3 separate regions of the Homo sapiens genome follow, and all the other regions are linked to region 2. Evidence: chromatin contacts called from ENCODE Hi-C or POLR2A ChIA-PET data. All regions are on one chromosome and are shown on one strand. Each heading gives the region's core, a stretch centred on a gene start or an enhancer-like site at or near the end of the contact. The rest is flanking DNA. Distances are from core to core; before and after follow the strand shown.

The links. A loop is a pair of places that touch in the nucleus more often than their neighbours do. ChIA-PET counts read pairs that join two places held with the same protein, here RNA polymerase II (POLR2A). Pooled maps may share reads with other maps.
Region 1: a pooled map shows a loop between it and region 2 (8-fold over the local background). The contact joins the promoter of HENMT1 here to the promoter of TAF13 in region 2. A Hi-C loop is called at or near these places in 6 of 50 pooled maps. POLR2A ChIA-PET finds 5 or more read pairs at or near these places in 4 of 52 experiments (A673, CD4-positive, alpha-beta T cell, CD4-positive, alpha-beta memory T cell and 1 more).
Region 3: POLR2A ChIA-PET joins it to region 2 with 10 read pairs in AG04450. The contact joins the promoter of SYPL2 here to the promoter of TAF13 in region 2. POLR2A ChIA-PET finds 5 or more read pairs at or near these places in 3 of 52 experiments (A673, AG04450 and OCI-LY7).

What each region holds. Positions count from the first base shown.
Region 1 is chr1:108,659,623-108,663,263 of GRCh38, forward strand. HENMT1 (HEN methyltransferase 1) reads right to left here and starts at 1,471. Exons shown (of 8, transcript NM_001102592.2): 1 at 1,341-1,471; 2 at 242-340. The coding sequence starts at 262. RefSeq lists enhancers at 1,190-1,779, 1,780-2,368 and a silencer at 1,435-1,604.
Region 2 is chr1:109,073,740-109,077,393 of GRCh38, forward strand. It overlaps TAF13 (TATA-box binding protein associated factor 13), which reads right to left and starts at 2,264. Exons shown (of 4, transcript NM_005645.4): 1 at 2,182-2,264; 2 at 1,248-1,326. The coding sequence starts at 2,208. RefSeq lists enhancers at 521-1,507, 2,112-2,171, 2,272-2,521.
Region 3 is chr1:109,464,272-109,467,975 of GRCh38, forward strand. It overlaps SYPL2 (synaptophysin like 2), which reads left to right and starts at 2,275. Exons shown (of 6, transcript NM_001040709.2): 1 at 2,275-2,626; 2 at 2,788-2,862. The coding sequence starts at 2,573. RefSeq lists enhancers at 1,706-2,207, 2,208-2,707.

The sequences.
Region 1 (3,641 bases), core at 221-2,720, 410 kb before region 2:
TTAGAGTGTTTTTAAAATAGATTTTGCTACTTTAACACCTAGTGATAAAAGTAAAAACATTTATTTTACTTACATACACCAAATGTGACTCTTTCATCTATGTATACCCTTGTTTACCTCAACCAACACCCCGGGAAATGCTAGGACCTAAATGTGATCAATTTTGTTTGCAATTATCTCACAATACATCCAGGTGATAATTCTTAAGAGTCAAAGACGCAGCTAAGAAGGGTGGCATTACCTGTAGATTATTTTCTTCCATTTTGTTTCGAAGTTTTGTTGAAACAAAAATGAAGATTTATCCTTCAAGCTCTATTTGAGAGAATCAGCACTGACTCAGCTGTAATAAATACAAAACCGTTTTTGTAAAGCGATACCTGAAAGAAATAGCTGCCTAGTTCAGAAGGGAAGAACGAAAGCCTCTTTCTTACTCCTTACTACAGTATATAATTTAAATAGAACGCTTAAAAGTAAATAATGAATTCACCTCTGAGTACTCAAAAAAAAAAAAAAAAACACGAAAGCAGGACTCGAACAGATATTTATACACCGAAGTTCATAGCATTATTCACAATAGCCAATCTGTGGATTAAATGTGGACTACCATTTAATCCACAGAATGTATCCAGTATTTTTTCAGACATTCGCAAACAGGCTCAGAAAGCGTAACTTTTCACTACGTCAAACCCTACTAAGAGCGAAAACAGCCATCCTTTCCCTTTACTATCATGAATAGTTCAACTAGATACAAACGGAGCAATCTTAGGAGTTCTGCCCATTTCATTGCTAAGACCCTCAACTTCAAATTTTTTCAAAAATTTTTCCACACATCGTCAAAATGAAATTTCGAGGGGGAAAAAAAGTGTCCTTGATAAACTAGAGATGCTCCAACATCTATTCAATTCACTCACGAACTTGAATTTAAATTTTAGTTCTCTATTGCACATGTGTCTCCAACAACTAGACTTTAATCTGGAATCTAGGCAACATGTTAGTCACCAACTTGTATTAAGAAACCCTGGCCGGGCGCGGTGGCTCACGCCTGTAATCCCAGCACTTTGGGAGGCCGAGGCGGGCGGATCACGAGGTCAGGAGATCGAGACCATCCCGGCTAAAACGGTGAAACCCCGTCTCTACTAAAAATACAAAAAATTAGCCGGGCGTAGTGGCGGGCGCCTGTAGTCCCAGCTACTTGGGAGGCTGAGGCAGGAGAATGGCATGAACCCGGGAGGCGGAGCTTGCAGTGAGCCGAGATCCCGCCACTGCACTCCAGCCTGGGCGACAGAGCGAGACTCCGTCTCAAAAAAAAAAAAAGAAAAAGAAAAAGAAACCCTGCTCACTGAAACCAACGCTTCTGTCTTTGTACGGGCCGTCGCTTCCATCATCCTGCGGTAAGCAGCATGCCCAACCGAAAAAACAAAGCTCGTCGCGGAGCCGCCAGCGTCCTCAACTCAGCGCCGCCCTGACGCCCGCGCACGCACGGCCTCGCTGCGTGACGCTACCGCCGCGGCTACGCCGGCGCCCGCACCCGCGCCTCGGCCTCCCCGCGGGGCTCGCCAACCTCGTGCGCTCTCACGGTCGGCCTTGGGCCCCGGGAGCCTCATGGTGCGCCGAGCTCCGTCCCTCTAGGCTCTCAGTTCCAAGGCGTCGGTTTTGCGTCTCGTAACGGCCGCTGTGGCGCATGCCCAGAAGCCATTTTCAAGGTCCTCTTCCGAACCTTGGCGAGGACCCCTGCGCCTGCCGCGCCGTTGACCCCGCTAGCGTGCGGCTGCGACGCGGCACGGTACGGCAGCTGTTGGCGAAGGCCCCCAACTCCGAGCGCGTCCGCAGACCGCGAGCCGGAAGGCGGCTTGGGCGGCTGTTGAGTTCGTGGCGCTCCCGAGGCGTGGCAAAGGCCTAAAAACGGTCCTGGCCAGCGGAAGGCGGCAAGAGGAGCAGCAAGGCTCCACGCGAGGCGGCCGGCGGCTGGAGTCCCAGTCAGCCTCCGCTTTCATCCCAGAGCAGTCCACGGGGGCCTTAAAGGAATGTAGGCTGGGTGAAGTTGGCCCAGTGACACCTGCGTTCAGAAAAACGTTCTTTCCGCTCCCAACGCCCCCTCTCCACCGCCACCCGACCCCCGAAATAGTTTTCCCCGAGTGTTGTGGATAGAACTGTTGATCTCTTGGAAAAGTTATTGTATCCTGCCATCCTTCCCTCTGGAGACTCCACTTAATATATATAAGTACTTTCTTTCCTGTATATGATGGAAGAGTATTAGGGGGGTGAGGGGAGGGACGAAGCTGCCTTCTTTAGGGAAAAAAGATTGACTTATATTTTGAAAGATGCAAAAGCTGGTGTTTTTGCTACTGAATTAATAGCCTATTAATATGCCACAAATGATATATTGGAACTGTATTTTCAAACATTTAACGCCTGCTGTATGCAAAGCACTATGCTGACAGCTTAAGGGTACCACAATGATAAATTACACCAATCTTGTTTTTGGCATTTTGGGGAGTCTAGTGTCATAGGTAAAGAAGTACATAACTAACAATAAGCTTCAAAAATTCAATCATAAGGCCCGGCACCGTGGCTTCCGCCTGTAATCCCAGCACTTTGGGGGATCACTTGAGCCCCGGAGTGTGAGACCCCGTCTCTACCAAAAAAAAAAAGAAATTAGCTGGGCATGGTGGTGCCTGCCTGTGGTCCCAACTGTTTGGGAGGCTGAGGCCGGAGGATCACTTGACCCCAGGAATCTGAGCCTGCAGTGAGCTATGATTGCACCACTGCACTCCAGTCTGGGCGACAGAACCAGACCATGTCTAAAAAGAAAAAACACTCAGTGATAATTTCACATTACAGTTTGAGAGGTTCCTGTTGACTTGGGGAAACTAGTTTTAGCAGACTTCATTAAAGGAGTGTACACCTTACTACAGGATGTAATTTAAAATAGAATGTTTAAATAATAAATTCACTTCTGGGTATATACTCAAAGCAGGAATTCAAACAGGTATTTGTACACCAAAGTTCGTAACAGCATTATTCACAGTAGCCAAAATGTGGAAACAACCCAAATGTCCATTAAAGGATGAATAAACAAAATGTGATATACATACAATGGAATATTCAGCCTTTATTTTTCCAATCAGAGTTTCAGGAAAATCAACCTTTAAAAGGAGTGAAATTCTGACATTTGCTGCCACATGGATGAATCTTGATGATGATATGCTGAGTGATATATAATCAGTCACGGAAGGACAAATACTGCATGATTCAATTTATATCAGGTACCTAGAGTAGCCAAATTCATAGAGACAAAGTAGAATGGTGGTTGCTACGGGCTGAGAGGAGGAGGGAATTGAGAGTTGTTTAATGGGTGATGGAAAAGTTTTGTAGATAGGATGGTTGCACTGAATGCCACTGAACTTAAAAATTGTTAAAGTGGTTTTATGTATATTTACCACAGTTTCAAAAATTTTAAGGAAAACATAAAAGCTATCATCTATACAGCATTCCTGGATCTAGGGTTTTTGCCTCCCCTGCTGGTTAGCCCATTTATGAACTTGAGCTCCTCATGTCCATTCCCTCTCCAAATTTGCCTATTTCATCATTCTCCTGGCCTCCTACTCTTATTAGAGTCTGAAAAATCATCCTTGGCTCTG
Region 2 (3,654 bases), core at 1,014-3,513:
CTTGGCCTCCCAAAGTGCTGAGATTGCAGCCTCTGCCCGGCTGCCACCCCGTCTAGGAATTGAGGAGCGTCTCTGCCTGGCTGCCCATCCCCTGGGATGTGGGGAAGCACCTCTGCCCGGCCGCCCCGTCTGGGATGTGAGGAGCGCCTCTGCTCGGCCGCTACTCCGTCTGGGAGGTGAGGAGCACCGCTGCCCGGCCGCCACCCCGTCTGGGAGGTGAGGAGCGCCTCTGCCCGGCCACGACCCCGTCTGGGAACTGAGGAGCGCCTCCGCCAGGCCGCCCGCATCTGGGAAGTAAGGAGCCCCTCTGCCCTGCCGCCACCCTGTCTGGGAGGTGTACCCAACAGTTCATTGAGAACGGGCCATGATGACGATGGCGGTTTTGTCGAATAGAAAACGGGGAAATGTGGGGAAAAGAAAGAGAGATCAGATTGTTACTGTGTCTGTGTAGAAAGAAGTAGACATAGGAGACTCCATTTTGTTCTGTACTAAGAAAAATTCTTCTGCCTTGGGATGCTATTAATCTATAACCTTACCCCCAACCCCGTGCTCTCTGAAACATGTGCTGTGTCCCCTCAGGGTTAAATGGATTAAGGGCGGTGCAAGATGTGCTTTGTTAAACAGATGCTTGAAGGCAGCATGCTCGTTAAGAGTCATCACCACTCCCTAATCTCAAGTACCCAGGGACACAAAACACTGAGGAAGGCCGCAGGGTCCTCTGCCTAGGAAAACCAGAGACCCTTGTTCACATGTTTATCTGCTGACCTTCTCTCCACTATTGTCCTATGACCCCGCCAAATACCCCTCTCTGAGAAACACCCAAGAATGATCAATAAATACTAAAAAAATTAAAAAAATAAAATAAAGCAAAATAAAAACACACAAAAAAAATTAGGTGGGCGTGGTGGCCGGCGCCAGTAGTCCCAGCTACTCAGGAGGCTGAGGCAGGAGAATGGCATGAACCCGGGAGGCGGAGCTTGCAGTGAGCAGAGATTGCGCCACTGCACTCCAGCCTGGGCGACAGAGCGAGACTCCGTCTCAAAAAAAAAAAAAAAGCAATTTATACACACACACACAATTGGGGTTAGGATTGGTACTATCTGATTCAAAAGTTAAACAGAATTTGATAGGCTAGTCTGAGAATATTATCCCTACAGGGAAACATTCAAAGCAATAAAGCTACTTTGAAAGGACATGTCCAAAAGTTTTCATCATCTATAACAAAATCATTGTCAAATACTACTTACATTCTTTAGAAAAAAGTCTCTTTCTTTTACCCTGTCCACCTTCTGCACCTCCTCCAATTTCTTCATTTTCTTCCTCAAACTAGAAGTTAAAATGTATATATAGAAATGTCAAATAATTGCCTTGCATTTGATATTTTAATAATGACATTTTTTTTTCCTTTTCAACAGATAGGCCAGAAAGCCAAAGGAAGCAGCAAAAAAAAAAACCACGAAACCTTAGCATTGAAGGAGCCTATGTATCTAGTCCAACTTCCAACTCATGCAAAAATGGCTTCTACAATGTTCCTAACTAATAATCCTACTGCTTCTACTTGTAAGAGTTCCAATGACCATAAGTTTTATTTTTAAACAACTAAGGTGGCCTATTACTACTGTTACTGTTAAACAGTTGATACTGAATCAAAGTCTACCTTTGTAGACTTTGTAGTAAGCAAAACTAATATTTCCTATGCATTTGCTTATACAGTGCTAAAAACGTTCCTTAAGTAAGCCCGTAACCCTATTTTATAAAAAGAAAACTGATGTTCAAAGTTAAATAACTTGCTCAGAGAGAATGGAAATTTTGAAATCCAGGCTGTCTGACTTTCAATGCATTCTTTTCCCATTACTTCACAGTAAGTACAGTTTTGTTAACAATTGAACTGTTGGCTCATAGTGCGCGCTAATAGATGTTAGTTTTGATCTCTGATGATTCTGTACGTGTTTCAGTGTCTGGCAAATACAGACCAAAATCAAGGGGAAAGGGGTCACAAAACCTACTCTTCCTTCATGTCCTTCCCCACTTTCTAAAATGATCAATCCTTAGGGCGTGAAGTCCCCGAACTCTGTCCGCTGAATTCACTAAGGCAAGCAGACCCGATCCTGAACTCTGCCTCCGCTACTGAGCCCGAAGGAGTGAAGAAAAGACAGGTTTTGGACAGAGACGGTCACTCACCGTGGGGTCTTCTTCCTCATCTGCCATCCCACTAGCACGCCAACTCACAGCGTCCTGCCGGCTGGCTCCCAGCTGGTTACACTACTTCCGCCGCCTCACTTCCGGTGACGCGCGGGGCCGTAGCTGGGCCTAGCCCTCTGCGGCCTGCGGGAGGACGGTGGTGCTTTCCGGCCTAGCGGCGGAAATGCGACAGTCTCTAAGGGAGGAGGCCGGAGCGCCTCCCTGTAATCCCGAAGGAATTGAAAACTAACAAAGAAAAGGAAATCACGGGCTAGGTCGCGAGTATCTCGTTGTCACCCTGAATTTGCTACTGCGTATTGAATCACAGCTTCTTGTTTGGGGACTGCGAAGCTATGGATCATAGGAGGGCAAGCCAGCAGTCCTTTATCAGACAAATATGCTTTTAAATCATTTTAAAGATTTGTAGTTCCACTGTTTCTAAGCACTGTGTTAATTATTGGGGATACTGTGCTTCATCACAAATTTCCAAGAGATGGTGTCCCGAGACTAAGCATTTAAAATTTTGTGAAGGTTTTTTGATTTTTTTTTTTTTTTTTTTTGAGACGAAGTCTCACTCTGTCGCCCAGGCTGAAGTGTGCAGTGGCGCGATCCCGGCCCACTGCAACCTCTGCCTCCCGGGCTCAAGTGATTCTCCTTCCTCAGCCTCCCGAGTAGCTGGGATTACAGGCGTGCGCCACCATGCCCGGCCTTATTTTTGTTTTTTTGAGACACAACCTCACTGTCCCCCGGGATGGAGTGAAGTGGCGCAATCAGGGTTCACTGCAGCCTAGACCTGCTGGGCTCAAGCCATCCTCCCACCTCAGCCTCCAAGTAGCTGGGATTACAGGCGCACACCACCAATGCCCAGCTAATTTTTGTATTTTTAGTAGAGATGGGGTTTCCCCACATTGCCCAGGCTGGTCTGGAACTCATGGCCTCAAGCGATCTGCCCCGCTCTGCCTCCCAAAGTGCTGGGATTACAAGTGTGAGCCACCGTGTCCACCGGGGAAGGCTTTTGGTCAGAACAATGGCTGGCAAAACCACAGGCATCGGAAGGCCAGAGCTAGGGATATAATATAAATGTCCCTACAGTGTAACAGATGATGCTACATAAAGAAAATCCCGTAATACACACGATTTCTGAATGTCCTGCTGAACATTCGGTGAGTGAAAACTAATTATCTGAGAGTTGAACCTATCTTTGTTAATAAACACAAAGCGGCCGGGCGCAGTGGCTCACGCCTGTAATCCCAGCACTTTGGGAGGCCGAGGTGGGCGGATCACAAAGTCAGGAGATCAAGACCATCCTGGCCAACATGATGAAACCCCGTCTCTATTAAAAGTACAAAAATTAGCTGGGCGTAGTGGCGCACGCCTGTAATCCCAGCTACTCGGGAGGCTGAGGCAGGAGAATCGCTTGAACCCGGGAGGCAGAGGTTGCAGTGAGCCGGGATTGTGCCACTGCACTCCAGC
Region 3 (3,704 bases), core at 1,025-3,524, 390 kb after region 2:
TTTGAAAAACAATACTACATCTGATGGGTTTCTAGGTATTGCTCCTATAGTTATATACATAGAAAAAGTAGTAAACCATGCATGAGACTGATAAAAAAACAAATTCAGAATTGGATAATGGATATTTCTGGGGAGGAAGGAGGGAGGGAGTGACATGAGGTGATATACAGGTTTTCAATTTTATGCATTTTTTTCTTTTTTAAAGAATGGATTTAAAGAAAATAATGGATTTGAGACAAAAAAGAGTTAAAGATTAACAAGGCTGGTTGGTGTGTAAGTGGATTTTTGTTGTGTTATTCTGATTCTTTTTTGATTGTGTTGTATTCTGTATGTATATTGTTGAAGACATTGGTAATGTGTATGTTTTTGTGTTTGTGTAGTGTGGCATTCACATATATCACACTATTTAATTTTTATGACAGCTTCGTGAAGTGAGTGGAACATAAATTATTATCCCTATTCCATAGAACAGGAACCTAAGACGGCAGAACAATTTTTAAACTGTGGACTGGGGACTGGGCTAAGCTGTTCCTTGCTTAGTCTAGATTTGCATGGAAATCCACTGGAGAAGTTTCCTTCAAGTCCATGTGGCCTGATCCAGCCCGAGCTGCCTTCCTCACGTCTCTCTCTAAATCCCAAGGCTCTGGGAAGGCACTTACTCAATAGGGAAGCGACTTGTATAGATAATAGCCAAATGTTTGTTCAAAAGGCATTCATTCTGATGTGCTGGGGGGAGCGGTTGGGGGGGCGGACCTGCAGGAATGACTTGGATGAGACGGATACATATTTACAAGCCAGTGCACAGGAATTTGTCCTTGGACAAATCACTTAACCTTTTACTACTTATATTTATGCTCTCGTAAACCAAGTGTGGAATATTCTCAACTGCTCACCCCTGCCAAATGCTTTTCAAAAGTTAGAGACCAAGTTACAGTTAAAAAAATGCAACGACTTCAACCCAACCAGTCCCTTCCCTTCCCTTCTTCCCTTCCCTTCCCGTTCTTTTTCTTTCTTTTTTTTTCCTCTCTCTCTCTCCCCACTTCTGTCTGCCTTTTTTCTTTTTCTTTTTTTCTTTTTTTTGACACAGTCTTGCTCTGTTGTCCAGGCTGGAGTGCAGTGGTGCAATCTCGGCTCACTGCAACCTCCGCCTCCCGGGTTCAAGTAATTCTCGTGCCTTACCCTTCGGAGTAGCTAGGAGTACAGGCACGTGCCACCACGCCCTGCTAATTTTTGTATTTTTAATAGAGACAGGGTTTCACCATGTTGGCCAGGCTGGTCTCGAACTCCTGGCTTCAAGTGATACACCCGCCTCCGCCTCCCAAAGTGCTGGGATTACAGGCTTGAGCCACCGCGCCTAGCCAGACGTCAACTTTTCAGTACGTTTCAATATATTCTTTGCGCCTCATTCCTCAAAGACCTTTTTTCACTCTCATTTAAATGGTAATGACCATTTTAAAGGAGATTAAGTTTCTACTTGTTAAAGATTAATAACTTTTTTTTTGGAGACAGAGTCTTGGACTGTCGCCAGGGCTGGAGTGCAATGGCGCGATCTCGGCTCACTGCAACTTCCACCTCCCGGGTTCAAGCAATTCTCCTGCCTCAGCCTCCTGAGTAGCTGGGATTACAGGCGCACATCACCACACCCGGCTAATTTTTTGTATTTTTAGTAGAGACGGGGTTTCACTATGTTGGCCAGACTGGTCTCGAACTCCTGACCTCGTGATCTTCTGGCCTCGGCCTCCCAAAGTGCTGGGATTGCAGGCGTGAGCCACCAAGCCTGGCCAATAACTTTTAAATCACTAACATACAAATGTCTTTTGTTGTTTTAAAAAAAAATCAAAACAATACCTAGCTAGACAGGATAAAAAATCAGCAGCTTATATTCTATCGCCCTTTTGTCGGTACTGGCGGTATGTTAATCGTGAGGCTTAGAACCTTGTTTCACAGCCCTGATCGTGCCTTTTGAGAATCTTTTACGTTCTGGATATTCTGGTATGGAAGAGGAGAAAAACCGGCGCTGGGCAGTTTGCAATCCAGGAAAATAGGGAAGGATAAACCTGAAGCCTGTGCGTCCAGGTGCGCCTGGCTAGGGTTTCCGACGGCCGCGGTGTCTCGGTGGGGACCGGTCCCGGAGGCTTCGGCGAGGAGGACCCGGAGTCCCCCCCGCCCCGCGGCGGAACTAACCACGGAGGCCTCTGGTCCCTTTAAGGTGCCCGGCGAGCGGAGAAAGGGAGCAGAGGGGGCGGGAGGAGGGTTCGGGAGCGCACGCCACGTGACCCGGCGGCCAAGTTCGCTGCGAGTTTGACAGAAGTTTGAATCCGAGTCGGGGGCTTTCTGCTGCCGGCGGGGCACCGCGGCGGCCGCAGCCTCTGAGAGCACGAACAGCAGCGCCCCCGCGTCCCAGCCAGCCAGCCAGCCAGACTGGACTCCGGCCCACCGACGGCCGCTCGCGCTCCGGCCCCGCTCGCCTGCTCTGCCCCGGACCTGCAGCTCCCCGCTCCCCCGCCGTGTCCGCCGCCTCCCGGCCAGAGAGCCAAGCCACCACGCCGCGCCCAGCGCTCGCCGCGCCAGCATGTCCTCGACCGAGAGCGCCGGCCGCACGGCGGACAAGTCGCCGCGCCAGCAGGTAGTCCCTGCGCGCCCAGGACTCTCACCCGCCCCTCTCCACCTAGATGTCGGGCTGCACACTTATCCCACCCCTGGACCGCGTGTGAGTGGGGCAAGGGGACCAGCGCCTTCCCAGGGTTCCCCACCGCCCTGACCCCCCGGCCGGCTGTGTCTCCGCAGGTGGACCGCCTACTCGTGGGGCTGCGCTGGCGGCGGCTGGAGGAGCCGCTGGGCTTCATCAAAGTTCTCCAGTGGGTGAGTCGCTGCCCCGGCCCCGGGCTATTTCGGGAGCCTGGGCTGTGACGCTGACCTGAAGCAATGGAGCCAGGGTGGGGGCTGGGGAGGTGCTGCGGCCGGGCCACGGCGGAAGGGTGGGGGGCGGCGACAGGTGGGCGGGGGAGGGGCGGGCTGGGGCTGCTTCTCCGGACTTAGTGGCAGGAGGGTGAAGAGCGAGGCATGCGGAGTCCCGGATTCGGTCCTTCTATGTGCAAGGAGCCTTTGCCCAGGGCGCTCACATTTCACCCGGGCGAGAGGACCCGGGTGTAACCTTTCCAGAACTCTGATCCTGCACATACCACTCCTTGGTGACGGGAGGGGGGAGAAGGACGACGGGGACGAGGTCCGCTCTTCACCAAGAGGGAAGCCGCAGAGGGCAAAGGAGGGAAGGAAGCAGGCGATGGAAACCGTCCTGCCCCCAAACCCACCAGGGCCTGGATGATCCTGCAAGTACTGGGCTCAGGGGACAGGCTCTCGGCTCGCCGTTCCCTTTTGAGGTCACTGGAGTAATCCGAGTTCCTGTAAATGAGTGAGGGAGTGGATGAATGAATGAACGGAGCTTGTGGTTCTATGATTAAATAAAAGAAAAAAATAAGAATAAAAATCACGGCATGGCTAAAATGTGGCATGTAGAATAAAATGGAACACTGATCTGAGAAGCTGGGGCCCTGGGATCCAGACCTAGACTGGCCTTTTCCAGCTATGTCACCTTGGGCAATTCATTTCTCTGGACTTCAATTTCCAACACTAGTTAGATGTTGATCAGAACCTTCCTAGGGTCTCCTTATGCTCTAAATAGTTTGGTGTGCCAGAATATGGCC